Linked DNA regions of Homo sapiens: region 2 is linked to region 1. Evidence: read pairs that join two places in POLR2A ChIA-PET (ENCODE). Cell type or tissue: IMR-90. All regions are shown on one strand. Links, peaks and the distances in the headings refer to the core of each region. The heading gives the core; the rest is flanking DNA.

The links. ChIA-PET counts read pairs that join two places held together with the same protein. Peaks named below come from ENCODE experiments on the same cell type or tissue, not always from the same donor. Only the 100,000 strongest peaks of a DNase experiment are listed, where the experiment ranks them.
Region 2: POLR2A ChIA-PET joins it to region 1 with 11 read pairs; 2 of 35 experiments call an interaction of 5 or more read pairs at or near these places.

What each region holds. Positions count from the first base shown.
Region 1 is chr3:194,397,897-194,400,798 of GRCh38, reverse strand. It overlaps GP5 (glycoprotein V platelet), which reads left to right and starts at 1,533. Exons shown (of 2, transcript NM_004488.2): 1 at 1,533-1,561; 2 at 2,515-2,902. The coding sequence starts at 2,517. RefSeq lists enhancers at 1-149, 150-703. In IMR-90, for the core only: no CTCF peak of the experiment used is centred there; no DNase peak of the experiment used is centred there; H3K27me3 peaks cover 562 bases.
Region 2 is chr3:195,208,995-195,211,896 of GRCh38, reverse strand. All of the region lies in intron 2 of XXYLT1 (xyloside xylosyltransferase 1), which reads left to right. Among named protein-coding and RNA genes, the nearest start is that of XXYLT1, 61 kb to the left of the region's middle. RefSeq lists an enhancer at 1-76. In IMR-90, for the core only: no CTCF peak of the experiment used is centred there; DNase peaks (open chromatin) are centred at 1,116 and 1,436; H3K27ac peaks cover 2,500 bases.

The DNA.
Region 1 (2,902 bases), core at 403-2,902:
GTCTACTTCTATCCACACAGACCCGGCAACCATCCGATTTCTCAATTTTTTCCCCACCCTTCCCGCCTTTCTATTCCACAAAACTGCCATTGTCATCATGGCCCATCCCCAATGAGCCGCTAGGCACACCTCCCAGACGGGGTCGTGGCCGGGCAGAGGGGCTCCTCACTTCCCAGTAGGGGCGGCCGGGCAGAAGCGCCCCCCACCTCCCGGATGGGGCGGCTGGCCGGGCAGAGGGGTCCTCACTTCCCAGTAGGGGCGGCCGGGCAGAGGCGCCCCTCACCTCCCGGATGGGGCGGCCGGCCGGGCGGGGGGCTGACCCCCCCACCTCCCTCCCGGACAGGGCGGCTGGCCGGAAGTCTTAATGCAGACAGCATTATCAGTGTGTTCAAAAGACACGTAGACACGTTTTGCCTATAGACAAATGGGCAAAAGGAAACCCAGCTTTCTCAAATGAAGCACAAGTGGGCCTTAATTATGTGAAAAGGTGTTCAAGTTCATCATTAAACAGGGAAAGGAAAAGTTAAAATCATGCTGAGATATCTTTCATAGAAATGGCAAAAAGCAGGAAGTGCCACGTGTGGGCAGAGAGGAAGCACAGGAACTCTCACAAATGGCAGGTGTCATCGTAGACCAACACAACCACTTTGGAGAGCAGTTTGACTTTCCCCAGTTAAACTGAACATGTGAGCGGCCGGGCGTGGTGGCTCATGCCTGTAATCCCAGCAGTTTGGGAGGCCGAGGCGGGCGGATTGCCTGAGCTCAGGAGTTCAAGACCAGCCAGGGCAACACGGTAAAACCCCGTCTCTACTAAAATACAAAAAATTAGCTGGGCGTGATGGTGTGTGCCTGTAATCCCAGCTACTTGTGAGGCCGAGGCAGGAGAATTGCTTGAACCAGGGAGCAGGAGGTTGCAGTGAGCCGAGATCGCACCACTGCACCCCAGCCTGGGCGACAGAGTCCCCCTCCCCCACCAAAAAAACAACAAGTGAGCATCCTGCAACCTAGCAATGCCATTGTTGAACAAGTTCAAAGATGTTCTTAGCCTTATTAGTCCCAAAAGGAAGAAAAAAATGGAGGATTTGAGAATGTTCTTAGCTTTATTGCTAAGCGGAGAAAGAAAAACAACACATACCAAAAAAAAAAAAAAAAAAAAAAAAAAAAAAAAAAAAAACCTGGGTGGGAAATTAGGGCCATGTGGCATGAAAAGGAAGACCCAGGGGAAGTGTGGCCCATCTAGGGGTGTGGCTACTGCAGTGATCCAGCTGTATCACTGAACTTCCCTGGCATCATAGAGTTATATTGTGCCATTTATGGAAAAACTCTCCCCACTGCTCTTGGCTTTGACAGTAGGAATCAGGTTATATATGGTCTCTCGGTTTGAAGATATTTGTCATTAAAAACCAGAACAAGGGCTCTGAGATAGGGTCCTTTCCTGACCTACTCTGGTAAAGTCTTTATCCTCAGGATGCAAGGATACCACCCTCTTCCTGTGGAAAGTGTCGAATCACATGCAGAGCTCTAAGTCTTTCAGTTACTTTGGAGTGCAGAACCATTTCAGGTAAGGCCAAATATTTTAAACATTAGTATAGGAAATTAGAGGGCTCTTTAGTCTGTGTGTGCATGAGAAGTAAAATTGCACGAGAAGCAATTTATGTAAAATTTCGCTTAGGAAACATTGTTTTGGCAGGTTAGTAGTATGGTGTGCATTTCCCAGAAAATTCAGTGCCGTGAGTATTACCTTTAGTTAAGCATCTTAGAAATAGTAGCTCTTTATGGCTAAGTCAGAAATACTACCCTCAAATTCTATGTGACCCTAGTTATACTGTTGAGCCTTTCTGTGCCTCTGTGCCTTCATCCTTGAATCGGGGATAATATACTTACCTCCTAAGGTTATTGTAAGGATTAAATGCATGTAGTATAAATAAAGAGCTGAGAACAATGCATGGCGTAAAGTGATAGGTATTATTATATGCTTTTGTTGGCTGTTGATTGAAGGTGTTCGCTGTTTTGGGGGTGTCCTTTAATAGAGTAACTTGGTACTGTGGAAATAGCATGATTGTGAGCAAAAGAATCAGATGGTGGTGGCTGCAGACTTTGCTGTTCCCTTCTTGACTGTTGGTTATAGCCAATGCAGGGTAAGTTATAAAGTCAAGAGCAGAGCCGTTTTCACAATGGACATTGCTTTGTGATGTCTGTGAGCTTGAATGTGAGAATGATTATTTTAATTCTCTATGTAAGGACTTTAAAGTATTGGCTATTCGGTAGCTTGAAAACTCTGTAATCTCAATGCTTTAAACTGAGAGTGGAAAATCAATAAAGCAAAAGCATGAGGCCACGCAGTGTAGAATGAGTGTCTTTTCACCACGTAGGGAAATCTGTAGTCCTAAGAAAAGAGGGAGTGAGAATTCTGGCGAAAGGATTGTGCCTCTGCACAAAGTGCAGGATCCCAGGGTTCAGTACAGGCGCGAACGCTCCTGTGTGTTGACCACACTCCCACGGTTGCTTTTTCAGACATGCTGAGGGGGACTCTACTGTGCGCGGTGCTCGGGCTTCTGCGCGCCCAGCCCTTCCCCTGTCCGCCAGCTTGCAAGTGTGTCTTCCGGGACGCCGCGCAGTGCTCGGGGGGCGACGTGGCGCGCATCTCCGCGCTAGGCCTGCCCACCAACCTCACGCACATCCTGCTCTTCGGAATGGGCCGCGGCGTCCTGCAGAGCCAGAGCTTCAGCGGCATGACCGTCCTGCAGCGCCTCATGATCTCCGACAGCCACATTTCCGCCGTTGCCCCCGGCACCTTCAGTGACCTGATAAAACTGAAAACCCTGAGGCTGTCGCGCAACAAAATCACGCATCTTCCAGGTGCGCTGCTGGATAAGATGGTGCTCCTGGAGCAGTTGTTTTT
Region 2 (2,902 bases), core at 132-2,631, 810 kb before region 1:
TGCCCCCTCTCCTCCTCCAGATCTTCCTGGTGGCATTCCGTGGCTTGCCCCCTCTCCTCCTCCAGATCTTCCCGGTGGCATTCCGTGGCTTGCCCCCTCTCCTCCTCCAGATCTTTGTGCAATGAGGCCATCCCTGGCCGTCCTGTGTGAAATCGTGCTCATCTTCTGTGATGAAGGGCCCTGGCCCTTCCTTGCTTTCTTTCTCTTCATAGTTCTTATCGTCTGCTCATGTGGAATGGATTTTGCTTTTTTTTGTTTGTTTTGATCATCTATCTGCCCCACCCAGATGTAAGCTCCATGGGGGCAGGAAGTTCTGTGTGTTTCATTCACTGCTGTGTTCCCAGTTCCCAGAGCGATACAGACACATAGTAGGCAGTCAATAAATATTCATCAAATGAATTAAATGAATACCGTTTTGTTAGGTGTTATCTTGAACTACTTTATTTTAGGGGTCCCCTCAGTCTGCCAGAGCTGGCTCACTGCCTTCGCCCTTTTTCTTCTTTTGAGATGGAGTCTTGCTCTGTCACCCAGCCTGGAGTGCAGAGGCTCGATCTTGGCTCACTGCAATCTCCACCTCCTGGTTCAAGCGATTCTCCTGCCTCAGCCTCCCAAGTAGCTGGGATTACAGGCGTGAGCCACCACGCCCGGCTAATTTTTGTATTTTTAGTAGAGACGGGGTTTCACCATGTTGGCCAGGCTGGTCTCGAACTCCTCACCTTAGGTGAGTCACCTGCTTCAGCCTCCCAGAGTGCTGGGATTACAGGCGTGAGCTACCATGCCCGGCCTGCCTTTGCCCTTTTTCTGAACCCCACTGGAGAACCTTTGGGGGTGGAATCCCGCAGCTTCTGGTGAATCCAGTGGACTCTGAACACTCCTTAGGGTTAGTCACAACCAGGAGCTTGAATTTGTGGGATAGCCATTTCTTGATGGTTCCCCAAGCCTGGAGAACTCTGATTCCTGCTGTGGCGGGTGCTGCCCTTGACTGTCAGCGTTCAGCTGGGGGGAGGAGCAGGGGTTCTTGGTGTGGAAGAAAGCAAAGGAAAAAACAGACATTCAGGAACTTGCCTGAGTGAAAACATCTGAACAAATACTGAACAAAGGGTATAAACATGTGTCCAGTGATTTCAGTGAAAACTATTTTCTGGCAGCTCTTATGGAGCAAATTTGAGGCATTTCGGTTCTCTTATTCTGAAGAGGGACAGCTGAGCAAATTTGTCATAAAATGCTAAAAATAGTAACGTGGTAGAGACCATTTTCTACTAATTTAATGCCAGAAGCTCTTTCTAAGCTAATGAAAATAGTTGCCAAATTGGTTGAACAGTAATATTTCCCGTTTTGGTCCCCTTCATTAGATTCTGTCTTTTAATTTGTCAAGATCTTCTTTTAAATTCTTGGCTATCGGTCAAAGGCATCAGCTGGCTCTTATTACTTCTTGCCAGGACGTCAGCCAACTTTTTTCTGGGCCTCGCCTCACCCATGAGGAGTCCGTCCTCCTGCCCACTGTGTTCAGGGCACTGGGGCACGACAGCAGTCCTGCCCTTGGGGAGCTCACCTTCCGGTTGGTGGAGGGACCCCAAGTGAGTGGGTGTCACACAGGGAGCAAGAGGCGAGAGGTCAGCAGAGCAGCGTCCTGTCCTGTCCTGACTTCAGCGGGGTGTGGGGGTTGTTTGCACGGAGAATGCACCAGGTGCTGTCAGTTCTGTCAGGGCACAGAGAGGAAGCTTTGAGGAGGATGAGGAGAGGTTAGCCTTGAAGGCTTGGGGTGAAGGCTGGGGGAGGGGCCGAGCAGGCATTCTGGGCCAGGGTGTGCGGGCGGCCGGGGCCTCAGCCTGGACTGCAGCTGCTGCTGCCCAGATGGTGTCAGATCCCTGTGTGTCCCTCTGGTGTGTTTGCCAAGCCGCCTCTGGGGCTGACTCTGCTGAGCGTCTTCTCTTTGTCCCGAACTTTGTGCACTGTCCCTGGCTGGAGAAGACTCATTTCTGTACTCAAGTCCTGTGTGTAGTTGCTGATGGCCAGGTCCTGCTGGTCAGCCGCCTTGGACGGAGTCTCGGGCCTGCTTTTCCGTTTTCTGTCCCCTTACTCTGGCTTCTGGATAGCCTTTGGAATATTCCGGGCGATAGCTGGGCCTCCAGAGAGAGTGGGCTGCAGGGTGTGGGCCCGGCCTCCCCTTGCCTGGCGGGTTTTCCTGGTCAGCGTTCCTGCTGCTCCCCGGTCATCCCTCCTGTGCTGCAGCCTTTTTCTCTGGTTCAGACCCACACTCTGCCGTCCCACTGCCTGGGCTTGCTGAGCTCTCCGTTCTGGCTTGAAGGCCTCGCCCGAGCCCTGTCACCGGCTCTGCCTGTCAGGAGGGCCCAAGTGTGCGGCTTCGGTGGGGCTGCCTGACACTGACCTCTGGGGTTGTAAAGGTCCCAGAGGGTCCTAAGTCGGGCCTGATGTGGCTGAGATGGCAAGAGCCGGAACGTTTCTGTAAAATCTGAAAGCCCTTGATGGGGCCGAGGGGGTGAGGAGGATTCCCACCCTGTGTGGACAGGAGCACGCAGCAGCGGAGTGACTCCACCACGTGAGTGGGGTCCAGCGGGTGTGGCACTCGATGACAAGACAGTTTGAGAGCGGCTTGTCTCCGGGGACCTGGCGTAGGTCTCCTCTGCCTTAACCCTTGGCTTTTGCACTTCCTCTGTCTGTCCTCCATACAGGCTTCTTGCCCTAGTGAGGACTGGCTTCTTAACAGGGTGAGCCGGTTCCTGTCCTAACCCCACTGGCATCTTACACTCTGGGAGATAGCTTCCCCCTGAGAGGCGAGTGAGCCACGTAAGGGGAGGTGGGCGATGGCTTCCCTTCTGTCTTGGGTTGGGGGAGTCAGGTACAGTATTTTTTCTTTTAAAGCATCATTGATCACATAATA